3 separate regions of the Homo sapiens genome follow, and all the other regions are linked to region 3. A link is a contact called in ENCODE Hi-C or POLR2A ChIA-PET data. All regions are on one chromosome and are shown on one strand. The core of a region is the stretch at or near the end of the contact, and the rest is flanking DNA. Distances in the headings are between cores, read along the strand shown. Region 1 has its middle 40 kb from the start of AGR3. Region 2 holds the start of POLR1F (RNA polymerase I subunit F). Region 3 holds the start of SNX13 (sorting nexin 13).

Region 1 (3,392 bases), core at 538-3,037, 1.0 Mb after region 3:
ACTTTCATATAAGGCAAAGTGTGATGGGTAATCTCGGGCAGCCCTGGACGTGGAAAGAACCTTCAGTGTGAAGCAAACTGCTGAGATCCATGATCACAAAGCTCTTGTAGAAACACATGTCAGAAAACCTGGTTCCAGCTCGATTCTGCTACCTGGGAGTTAATCAATTACTCTCTACATCATATTGTAAAATGATATAAATGATCATAACAGTTACTTCCTTTACGCCAAACAAACCGCTTGCTTACATTCTGTCCAACATTCTTCACACAACCCCATAATGTAAGTATTATACTCATTCCCATTTGACTAACCCAATACCTAGAGAAGTTGTTATACTCAGAGGCATTGTGGTCTGATTCTAAAGGTAATTCCTTTAACCTGCCTTACTGGAAAGTAATTTGTTTTCCTTGGTAAAGTAATAAACTAGTATTCTGGTTTTACATATTTGTCTTTCATGAGTTCTGTTTGTGAATCAGTCCCCTCAAACCCAGCTTCAAGGATAATGCCAAATTTCTGACATTGCAGAGCTGAAGACTACATCCCAAAGCACAGTAACAGTGAAACTTACGTTAAATGGCCAGGAAGCCAGTCACTGGAGACACTCCTCTAGGCCTCTTTCCAGTACAAATGTTGGCAACTATCATGACACTGCCATGACCGCTTATCAACTACAGTGGGTGGGAAGATGAGGTGGGGTTCAAGCTCACTCTCAGGCTAGGTGTTAAAAGCCATGTTTATCAAACAGAGACTGAAAGAGTGAAGAAAGTCAGTGCCTTGAACTTATACTCTGACTGAATATATTTGAGATCTCAAAAAAGATAGTGGCAAAGATAGAAACTGAAAGACTTCTTCACCAGAAATGGAAATTTGAACTTAGATGTGAGATAGACCCCTATTACCAAACTGTATACAGTGAAAAAATAGCTAGGACAGCTTTGGGCTGAAGTGAGGAATGGGCTGAGAGTTTTTCAAAGGGTGATTTGTATTGATTAGGGAGAAATAGATTATAGCCAAAGCAAGGATTTTAAAATGCGGATTTTACAATGAGGCATGCTCAAATTGTTAGCAGGCTGAGGCCACCAGGCCTCATTTGCTTTCATGATGGGGATTAGGAACCCGACCAAATACCCAACCACTTCTCCTATTAGAGCATGTAGAAAGGAAAGTTCTTTCTTTTTTTTTGGGTTTTTTTTTTTTTTTTTTTTTTTTGGTTTTTTTTTTTGAGACCAAGTCTCGCTCTGTCACTCAGGCTGGAGTGCAGTGGTGTGATCTCGGCTCACTGCAACCTCCACTTCCCTGGTTCAAGCAATTCCCTGCCTCAGCCTCCCGAGTAGCTGGGACTATAGGCACGAACCACCATGCCCAGCTAATTTTTATATTTTTAGTAGAGACGGGGTTTCATCATGTTAGCCAGGCTGATTTCAAACTCCTGACCTCAGGTGATCTGCCCACCTCGACCTCCCAAAGGAAAGGAAAGTTCCACATGAACAGGTTTGGGGCTAAGTAGGTGAAGGTGTGATGAGAAGAAATGTGACCGATCACAAAAGAAAGTGTGTGTGTGTGTGTGTGTGTGTGTGTGTGTGTGTGTGTGTTTAAATAATAATAATAATAATAATTTAAAAAAAAACATTTACATTGGGTTAGAAGTCCTGTACTTCCTGGGAATGGGGATGGGGTGATGTATAAGCAGAAATAAAAATTAATGCTTCACTAGAGAAATACTAGTGTTTCATGTAAAAGACATTTCCTGCCTACTCCCTAGGCAAATATTTCAAACAAACAGAAAAAAAAAAGATGTGTTTTAATCTCTCTTGTAGAGACACCCCACCCCATTTCTCTAAGACAGCTTGGCTCTAGAAAAGGTCTAACCAGTCTAACACCTTGGGCAACTGTACAATTTGACCCCATCTCTTCACGGCCTGGGGACTGGGCCTATCTGGTGAAAACAGAAAATCATGTGGGAAATGAATGGCTTAAGAAATGAACTCTCTATGGAAGGTAATTTCTAAGACTAAATACCGCATACTCTTTCAGAAAGAGAGGGCCTTCTAATGTATGCTGCTCTGGAGGAATCCACTGTGCCTCCTGCAGCATGATTTGTTAAATATTAATGAACCCACAAGCTGGAAAGAACCCCTGGAGTGGCCTAATTGCTTTTAGAACTGCTTAATTCCTGTAAGTAATCCACTTCATTAATTTTGCCAAGCAATACTTATTCTGTGTTCGACCTTTCATGGCTCATTTCCAAAATGTTAACATTAAGGCAACAACACTGTTTGCAAACCACAGTCTGATAAATAAAATGCTAAAAGAAATAGCAGAAACTTTCAATTACATTCACTTCTTTGAATTGTTCTATTCAGTGCTTTAAAGACTAAAATCCCTTGACCTAAGCTATTTGGTTTTTTGTTTGTTTGCTTGTTTGTTTGCTTTTTAGTATGCCCTATGGTAGACTAAATAATAACTCCCCCGAAGATGTCCACATCCTAATCCCGAGAACTGGATGTGGTCTTACATGGCAATAGGGACTCTGCTGATGTGGGTAAGTTAAGGATCTGGTGATAGGGAGATTGTCCTGGATTACCCAGGTGGGGCCCTGTAGTCACAGGGGTGTTTATAAAAGGAATACAGGAAGGTCAGGCAGAGGGGAAGGCAATGTGACGATGGAGGCAGAGACTTGGGTGATGAAAGCACAATCCGGGGAACACAGCAGCCTCTAGAACCTGGAAGAGCCAGAAACAGATGCTGCCCTGGAGCCTCCAGAAGGAATCAGATGCCCTACTACCCTGATTTTAACCCTGTAAGACTCATTTCAAGCTTCTTACGTCCAGAACTTTGAGGCAAGAAATTTGTATTGTTTGTAGCCACTAAGTATGGGGCAAACACTTGTTGCAGTAGCAACTTTCTTGCAAATGTATGAAAGTTTGAAATATCACTGCAGACAGCCCATGAAACACCCTCAACATCTGTCTTGCTTTCCACTGCTGTTTGAGCACAGTGATCAGTCGTTCCTCATGAATAAGCTGTCCATCGGCCTGGCTACATCTGATTGGACCCCCTATAGCTACACACACAGGCCTATGGCTATGAGGAAGCCTGTTGCAAAAAGTCCGCCTTGGAAGACACTTCAAGAAGGACAGTGACCAACCAAAGGAATCAGGTTCTCTCCCAGAGACTTTTCAGTGCAAGACATTGACAAGGCAATAAAACTATAAGGAAAAGAACAGGAAGTACAAAAAAGACAGAAAGGGAAAATGGAGAAAAAAGCTAAGGGGCCAATAGGATGGAGTCAGGAGAAGAGGGAGTAAGGGACACCAATTTCTGGGGACCAGGCCGCCACACTTCTCCACGGCTCCAGTGCCTACCATAACCCTGCACAGGGGCCCTCA
Region 2 (3,558 bases), core at 818-3,317, 1.8 Mb before region 3:
CAAACTTCTAACTGCAACTGGACATACCTAGGGTTACAAAACTACTGCATGGGTGCACTACATTTACTAGTTGTGAAAGATTATTACTGGAATATTTGATTTCAGGTAACGTTTTGTTTTGATCAAATTGTCATGATGTCCAGCTTGTTTTTTACTAAATTCTTTCTTGGCCAAATTGTTTTCATTCAAATCACTTACAGCCAGTCTAGATCCATCTTGACTGTAAGGTGTAGTCACCTGGAGAGGTTTTGATTGAATTGATCTGTGATGTCATCCGGGCATCAGGAGTTCTTAAAGCTCCTCACCTTAGGTGACTTCATTGTTTAGCCAAGTTTGAGCACATTGAACAAAAGGGTCCTGCACAGGGGTATCACAGGACTTTGCAACAAAATGAAGGTAAAAGCCATTATGTTTCCCATTTATGGACTTAAAAGTGTCTACTATTAGGTTTTGGGGGCAGTCTCATCCCACTATCATCTCATGCTGAGTTTGCAGTTATTTAAGGAATATTAAAGAAAATGCCTTTTATTTATCTTGTTTGACCCTCCTATCATCTCTCTAAGGTAGCAGGGCAAGTATTATTTTTCGTATTTTACAAGTCAGAAATCAGGTTTAGAGAGGCTAAGAGGCTTTTTGCAGTATTTAGGAGATGAGGGAGTATGTTAATACTCACATCACTGCTATACATTTCTCTTGGCACTTATCCAGCATAACCTGTTATATGTTTATGTTTAGATCCCACTTCCACTTAGGCTGTGAGCTCTTTATCACTTATTATTTATTAACTCACTATCAGGTTATTCATTCAAGATGTATTGGTTGGGTTTTTCTTGGTTTCGTTTCTTTGGAGGAGGGATAAATTGTGGGGGGCTACTGTAGTGAACAATACAGATATTATGGTCCCCACTTTAGTGAGTGTAGGAATCTATTGATGGAACAGGCAAGCAAAGACAGTTAATAAAAAATTAACATAAAAACCAACATAGATGGGTAACTACCTAATCCTTATAGAGAAAGAGGAGTGGGGTGCTTGAAAACTCTTTGCAAAGGTATAGAATGTAAAATCTAAGCTAGAAATTCATACATGAGTAGAATTTACCCTTGTGAAAAATGCTATTATATTCCCTGGTGGAAGGAACAGCGTGAGACTGCACAAAGAGAGACCTGAAAGTAGATCAAGCAGCATGATAATATTAGGGTGGGGAGTGTGACAAATGAAGCTGAAGAGAGAGGCTGTGTGCCCACGCAGATCACAAAATGGCCTTGTAACTTATAAGCCATTTTCATGAGTTTGTGTTGTCCTAGAGAAAATGGGGTGCCTATGTAGGGCTTAAACAGGGCACAACACGATCATATGTATTTCAGGGAAGATCTGGCTGCCCCAGAGTGTCCTCCTGACCATTGAGCTAGGCTTCCACAGGCAGGGAGTCCTGCGGTTTTGGCGGCAGGGAAAGAGAATAGTGTCCAAATAGAATGATATTTCCACTTTGGGCAATACAGGTCTTCAGGCTGATTTGATACTTGGGGATACAAAAGAGGATCCGAGGCTGACAGCTTGGCTGTATGATTCCCTGATTTAGCAGTTGCATAATGAGAAGAGAAGCGGGACAGGAGAGAACTAGTGGGTTCGTTTTCAGATGCGTTGCATTACAATTATCAGGCCTGCTTAGGATTCCGTGTACTGCATAAAATATACTCCATAAATATTTTGATTTTTTATTGTACAGTCCAAGCCTGTAAAATTCTACCAAACCCACCTCACTACTGGAAATGATCAAAGTGAGAACCCCCATTTTTAAGCTACCTACTTAATCCAATAAGCCTCTGTGCGAAAACACACATTTGCCTGCCCTTAAAAGAGCAGTCGGTTGGCTTTCCTGCGTGCTCAATGCATTTCCGAGGCTCTAAGCTCCCGTTCTCGAAGCGCGAAAACGCGGTTCCCCCTGCTGGTCAGGGCTGCGTAATGCAGCGAAAAGAGGGGAAATTCCTAGGGGCGTGGTCGTTGGTGGATGGCGTAAAACGAGCGCCGGGGACATGGGATTGTGCTTGCGTCAACGGCGCGCGCCGTGGGAACCTTGACAAGCAGCATGGCTGCAGGTTGCTCAGAGGCGCCGCGGCCAGCGGCGGCTTCTGATGGGTCTCTGGTAGGGCAGGCTGGCGTCCTGCCTTGCCTAGAGTTGCCGACTTATGCCGCTGCTTGTGCGCTGGTGAACAGTCGCTACTCATGCCTGGTGGCCGGGCCGCACCAAAGGCACATCGCGCTGTCGCCCCGCTACCTTAACAGGAAACGCACCGGCATTCGAGAACAGCTTGATGCGGAGCTCCTTCGCTATTCTGAGAGGTACCGATCTCTTTGCCTGTTCCTTCTTTTGTGCACGGGAAGTAAAGCAGGTGGATGTGCTGACGACGCAGCAGAAAGGGGCAAATGGCAAAGGTCGCATTGCCCCCCAGAGCTTAGCCCCCTGGATTTCTAGAGTCGCGATCCGTCCCTCAAGGCCAGTACCGCTCTGGTAAAGATCTATACAGGGTCCCTTTCATAGATAGAGAAGAAAACTTAAAGATGAAGTTCAGGTGTGGGCGGAGGGAGTGGAGATTCTTGCTCCAGAACCCTGGTGTAGGGGTAGGAAAAGACCAGGGATCTGGAGACCTAGTAGGCCCAGTTCTGTTTGGCATTCAACGTTTCATTTATCCCCTTACGGATGATGCTTTCTCATTTGACGATAAAAATCTGGTTTGCAGTGCTTGAGTAGATTCTCATTCCATAGAAGATAGCATACGAAGCATTAGTACAACCGTTCTATTTGTAAAACATGAAGGACCTTTTTTGTTGTTGGATTTCGCTCTGGTAATTTCCCCATTTTCTCTTCTCTTGGACCTGATCTGGGGATTATGAAAATGCCATTAGTTTAGCGGGATTTTGTTGTTTTTAAGAAGATTTATTCAGTCGAACTAGTGAGCCTGTTGCTTTGGGGAGAGAAAAAACCAAAACGTATGCATTTATATTACGGTATTCAAAAGTGACTTGAAAACTTAGAATTACAGAGGTGTGGGGCGGGGGGCGCGGGCATGTGCTTGAGTATTCCTCTGGACTATACTTTGGTTTAAAAGCGGGGTTCTAAAACTAGAGGGAATGGATTCTCTAGGGATTCATGATTGCCCTTCAGGAATTCCTATGTGAAGTTCCTTGGGCACTGCATCGGAAGTTTTTATCAGTTTCTTAAGGGATCCTGGACCTCCACCCATGTCTAGAATCTGCAGATTCTTCCAAGCACCAATATACACTTCTTGTATGTTTATATTACATACCGAACACTTGAGATACAAAAACAAAAAATAAAATCTCTGTTTCAAGGAGCTTTAAGCTGTAGGAGAGATACAAATACAAGCCAATAAATAGTAAAGTGTTAAAATTTGACAGAAATCTAATAAGATAAGGAGTGTAGAATTTGGATCTTGGGACCTTTGAGAACAACTTGATTGAAGAGGGTACTTTAACATGGTAACATTCCAGGCAAAGAGAGTGGCATAAACAAACGGATACTGGATGTGAACTGGTAT
Region 3 (3,494 bases), core at 884-3,383:
CTGGGGAAGGGGCAATATTTTAAATGAGATGATTAGGGTAGGCTTCTTTGAAAAAAGATGACTTTTAAGCAAAGATTGGACAGAAGTGGAAGATCTAGCCATGCAGGTATTTGGTGGAAAGATCTTTGCAGATAGAAACTATACACAGTGTAAGGGCCTCAGGGCAAGAAGATGCCTTGGTGTTACAGAAGCAGGGAGCAGGTCTGTGTAACTGGAACAAAGTGCTTAGCAGAAATGAGGTCAGAGGGGTGGAGGTGAGGTAGGACTTGGGAGGCCAGCTAGCATAGGATTTTTAGGTTGCAGAAAAGACTCAGGCTGAGAAAATTAGGAAGCCATTGGAAGAGCGACTACTTTTGGTTTCCTTGTAAGTCTGTAGACAAACTTCTGAAAGTTAAAGGCATATTCATGTCATATCACAGATTGGTTCAATACTCAAGTGTCAACACTTAATGCCTTGCTTCTAGAAAAGATAAAAAGATGTAGTAAATAAAACTGAATACTCAAGCCAGACAACTACATTGCTGTTTTAATTTACTAGCTGGTATCTTAAATATTAATGAACCTCCTTCTCTGTTTTCTTATTTACAGGTTGGAACACTATCTTTTTCCAGGTTCCTTGTTGTCTCTAGTATCTCTTGGTATCCTTTGATACCTCAGTCCAGGTAGGATTTCCATGCTCATTTTCTATTTGTGGCTTCATCTGTCAATACCAGTAACACATTTTATTGTATTGCAGAGGTCAGAATTTTGCTGGTCCAGCAATGTGGAAATGATGTACAAAATGCAGATTAAAACAACAAGAAAAACTACTTTGCTTCAATTAGTTGAATTGAGCAAAATCAGTTTTTCTTGAATTTTTTGCATGACTGCTTAAATGAACCGTTTTGTTTCCTTGACACGATAGAGATAATACAAGGTTTGCAATGCCCTTATTGTTTTGAGACTGTAAGAGTAATACATTAAGTAAATTTCATTTAGCACAACAGTACTATTGTTAAATGGAGGGAAAAGATTCTGGTAAAAGGGAAGAAACTCCTGGCTTTAGTTTTCTAAAATGCTTTTGTACCTCTTGTAAGAATGACATGGAGGTGTTTTTAATGTCAAGTCTGAAAATTTGCTTTTCAATTTACTTGGAAACTGGTTTCTAATACAAAACAGGGTAGCACACTTTCCCAGCATGTTCAGGTAAACTACTTTCATCACAATTCAGGTAGAAGTGACTGCCTTTAATTCCGTACATCGCAAACCATCTAGTGGTAGATCTAGAATGGCGTCAGTCTCAGGGACTTCTATGCACATTGAGTTCCAGAGTTCAATTCCATTTAAGTTGGGACTATTTACAATGACATTTGCTGAAATTTGCTCACCTTGATATACAAGCATATTGTATTAAGCAGCTAGTAAACCTGTGGAGATAGCAGGTAAAACGTAAAGCCTGTTTTACGTTTTTTTAGAGGTGCATTACTTGTAGCATAACTAAACCTTCATTGTTAGGCAGGTGCTGGCCAATTACATCAGCAAGTCCTAACTCCGCTAGGATCGGGGTAAAGCCGATAAGCCGCATCATATCTACAACCTGTCTCGGACCCCTGTAAAGAACTCACTGAGGATTGGTAGGGACAAAGGGAAGTTTCTGTCAAAGTTTAGGAGAAAAGGGCCGCGCAGGGAGCTGTTTCAAATAACACTTAAATCCCAGGAGAAGAAAGCCGAACCCCAACTCTTCGGTCGCCGCGGGGCCAGGGAGACGCGAGAGGGAAGTTTTTCTAAAGGAAATCTGCCGCCTTGTCCCCAAGACCAGCGAGGTCCGCAGCGCCATCAGTCAAGTGTCGGCCTCTGGCATTTTCTCCTCTCCCCAGGGCGGGCCAACGCTAGTGGGCGGTGGATGATGCGCCGGCCCCAAGGGCGCGCACGTCCATTCCCGGAAGGCTCGGGCGCTGGGGCCCCTCTGCACTCCCAGCGGTCCCAAGTTGGCCCAGGCGCCCGGTCCCGGGGTCCTACAAGTCAGCGCCAAGCCGACTGCCGACAGCCTACCTCCGCTTCTCCGCGCGCCGGCGCTATGGAGACGGTCACGAGACGCCAGCAGCCCCTGCGCCCGCCAATGGGAACGCACGTTGCAGCGAGACGCGGACGTCGCTCTTCCAAGATGGCGGCGCGTCCGTCGCGAGCGACCGGGCCGAGGGGAGGCCAGCGAAGCCGAGTAAAACCGCCGCCCGGGAGAAGACTGAAGGAGCAGTTGCCGCCGTTGGCGGCGGCCCGAGCAGTTTTCGCTGCTGCTACGGCTGTTGCCATGAGGCGAGGCTAGGGAGGACCTCACTTCCCCGGGGTGTAATAATGTTAACTGAGGTAAGCGGCGACGGTGGCCAGTGTTTACCTGTGAAATGGGGAAGGGGCCGGCGCCAGCCCGTCAGAGAACATCATCTGTACGGAAGGTGGGCCTGACCCTTCGCCGTGGGCTCCAGGGCCCGAGGAGCAGCGGGGATCCTACAAGTGCCCTCAGAGTAGGAGCTGTGCTGACTCAACAGAGTCCCACCACCTCCGGCTGCCAGTGCCTCGCCTTTCGCAGTTGCCACTTGCCACTCGCCCCTGGCACTGGTCTCCCTCCTGCTGTCACTCCCTTCTAACTCATCGCTCCCTTCTTCGTGTCCCCTTACACGCTACTCTGTGGCAGCGTTGGCCTTTCCACGTTACTGCTGGTTCTTGTGATCCTATGGTTTGCCCTAGGTCTCCTTTCTCTGGTCCCTGGGCTCCAGGGCCCTCCGCCTCCGAGCTCGGTCAGCACCCTGGGGTTGTTGCTCGGCCCGACCGGTTTGTTTCCCACCCTCTACTTTGACTGCTTCATGAAGTGGACTTTTTTATCTCAAGCTGCACATGTATGGCTCAGTTGGGTCATCCCCCTCCCCCACATCCATCACCTTTTCGGTTAAATCGTGGTCATCACAAAGTTCAGTTTAGCATCTGCCACCTTGATTTGCGTGTGGCCCCCTTGTTACTCCCTATGGAATAGTTTTTTTCTTTGGACCTGAAATGGAAGTAGGGCAACTATGACGAACCAATCAATTTCCCTTTTCTAGTGCCTAATGGGCATTGCAAAAAGCCGACTTTTTGAAGAAGTAGAGTTTGCCTTTACTAGCAACACTTTAAGGGGAAGAACTAAATCGGTGCAACTAGGTACTTGACCCAGGTTAGCCCAGTTATGTGTTGTAGTATCTGCAGGTGTAGGTGTCACTGAACATAAAATACTGAACCTTGTGATTTGATGAAATACCTTTTTCGAAGCCTTTCACTTTAAGTACTGTGAGGATCCTGACGTGAGGAACTGACCGGATTGGGCATTTTTATGGGCTGAACTGAATAGGAAACAGTTTTAGTGGGCAATGGGAAGTATTCCTACATGGGCCAAAAAGGAAATACAAACATTTGTAGGTGAGTGGCTTTTATTTTGTGAAAAGTGATGGTAAAGCACGTACTTGCCTGAAATTTCAGGTCCTTGGAAC

What was found. A loop is a pair of places that touch in the nucleus more often than their neighbours do. ChIA-PET counts read pairs that join two places held with the same protein, here RNA polymerase II (POLR2A). Pooled maps may share reads with other maps.
Region 1: a loop to region 3 is called in a map of naive thymus-derived CD4-positive, alpha-beta T cell, with 2.8 times the contacts of the local background. The contact joins the enhancer-like site here to the promoter of SNX13 in region 3. A Hi-C loop is called at or near these places in 1 of 168 maps with a recorded cell type or tissue (naive thymus-derived CD4-positive, alpha-beta T cell) and 9 of 50 pooled maps. POLR2A ChIA-PET finds 5 or more read pairs at or near these places in 1 of 52 experiments (activated CD4-positive, alpha-beta T cell).
Region 2: a map of CD8-positive, alpha-beta T cell shows a loop between it and region 3 (11-fold over the local background). The contact joins the promoter of POLR1F here to the promoter of SNX13 in region 3. A Hi-C loop is called at or near these places in 4 of 168 maps with a recorded cell type or tissue (CD4-positive, alpha-beta T cell, CD8-positive, alpha-beta T cell and naive thymus-derived CD4-positive, alpha-beta T cell), 1 of 37 single-sample maps with no recorded cell type and 17 of 50 pooled maps. POLR2A ChIA-PET finds 5 or more read pairs at or near these places in 1 of 52 experiments (T-cell).

What each region holds. Positions count from the first base shown.
Region 1 is chr7:16,920,551-16,923,942 of GRCh38, reverse strand. No RefSeq gene overlaps it. Among named protein-coding and RNA genes, the nearest start is that of AGR3, 40 kb to the right of the region's middle. Within about 2 kb of position 1,787, at least 3 of the 41 ENCODE cell types and tissues checked have a DNase peak (open chromatin) inside an H3K27ac peak, as active enhancers do.
Region 2 is chr7:19,707,546-19,711,103 of GRCh38, reverse strand. POLR1F (RNA polymerase I subunit F) reads left to right here and starts at 2,067. Exons shown (of 4, transcript NM_001002926.2): 1 at 2,067-2,341. The coding sequence starts at 2,088. RefSeq lists enhancers at 1,915-2,194, 1,736-2,338, 2,305-2,374, 2,339-2,943.
Region 3 is chr7:17,939,133-17,942,626 of GRCh38, reverse strand. SNX13 (sorting nexin 13) reads left to right here and starts at 2,133. Exons shown (of 26, transcript NM_015132.5): 1 at 2,133-2,343. The coding sequence starts at 2,332.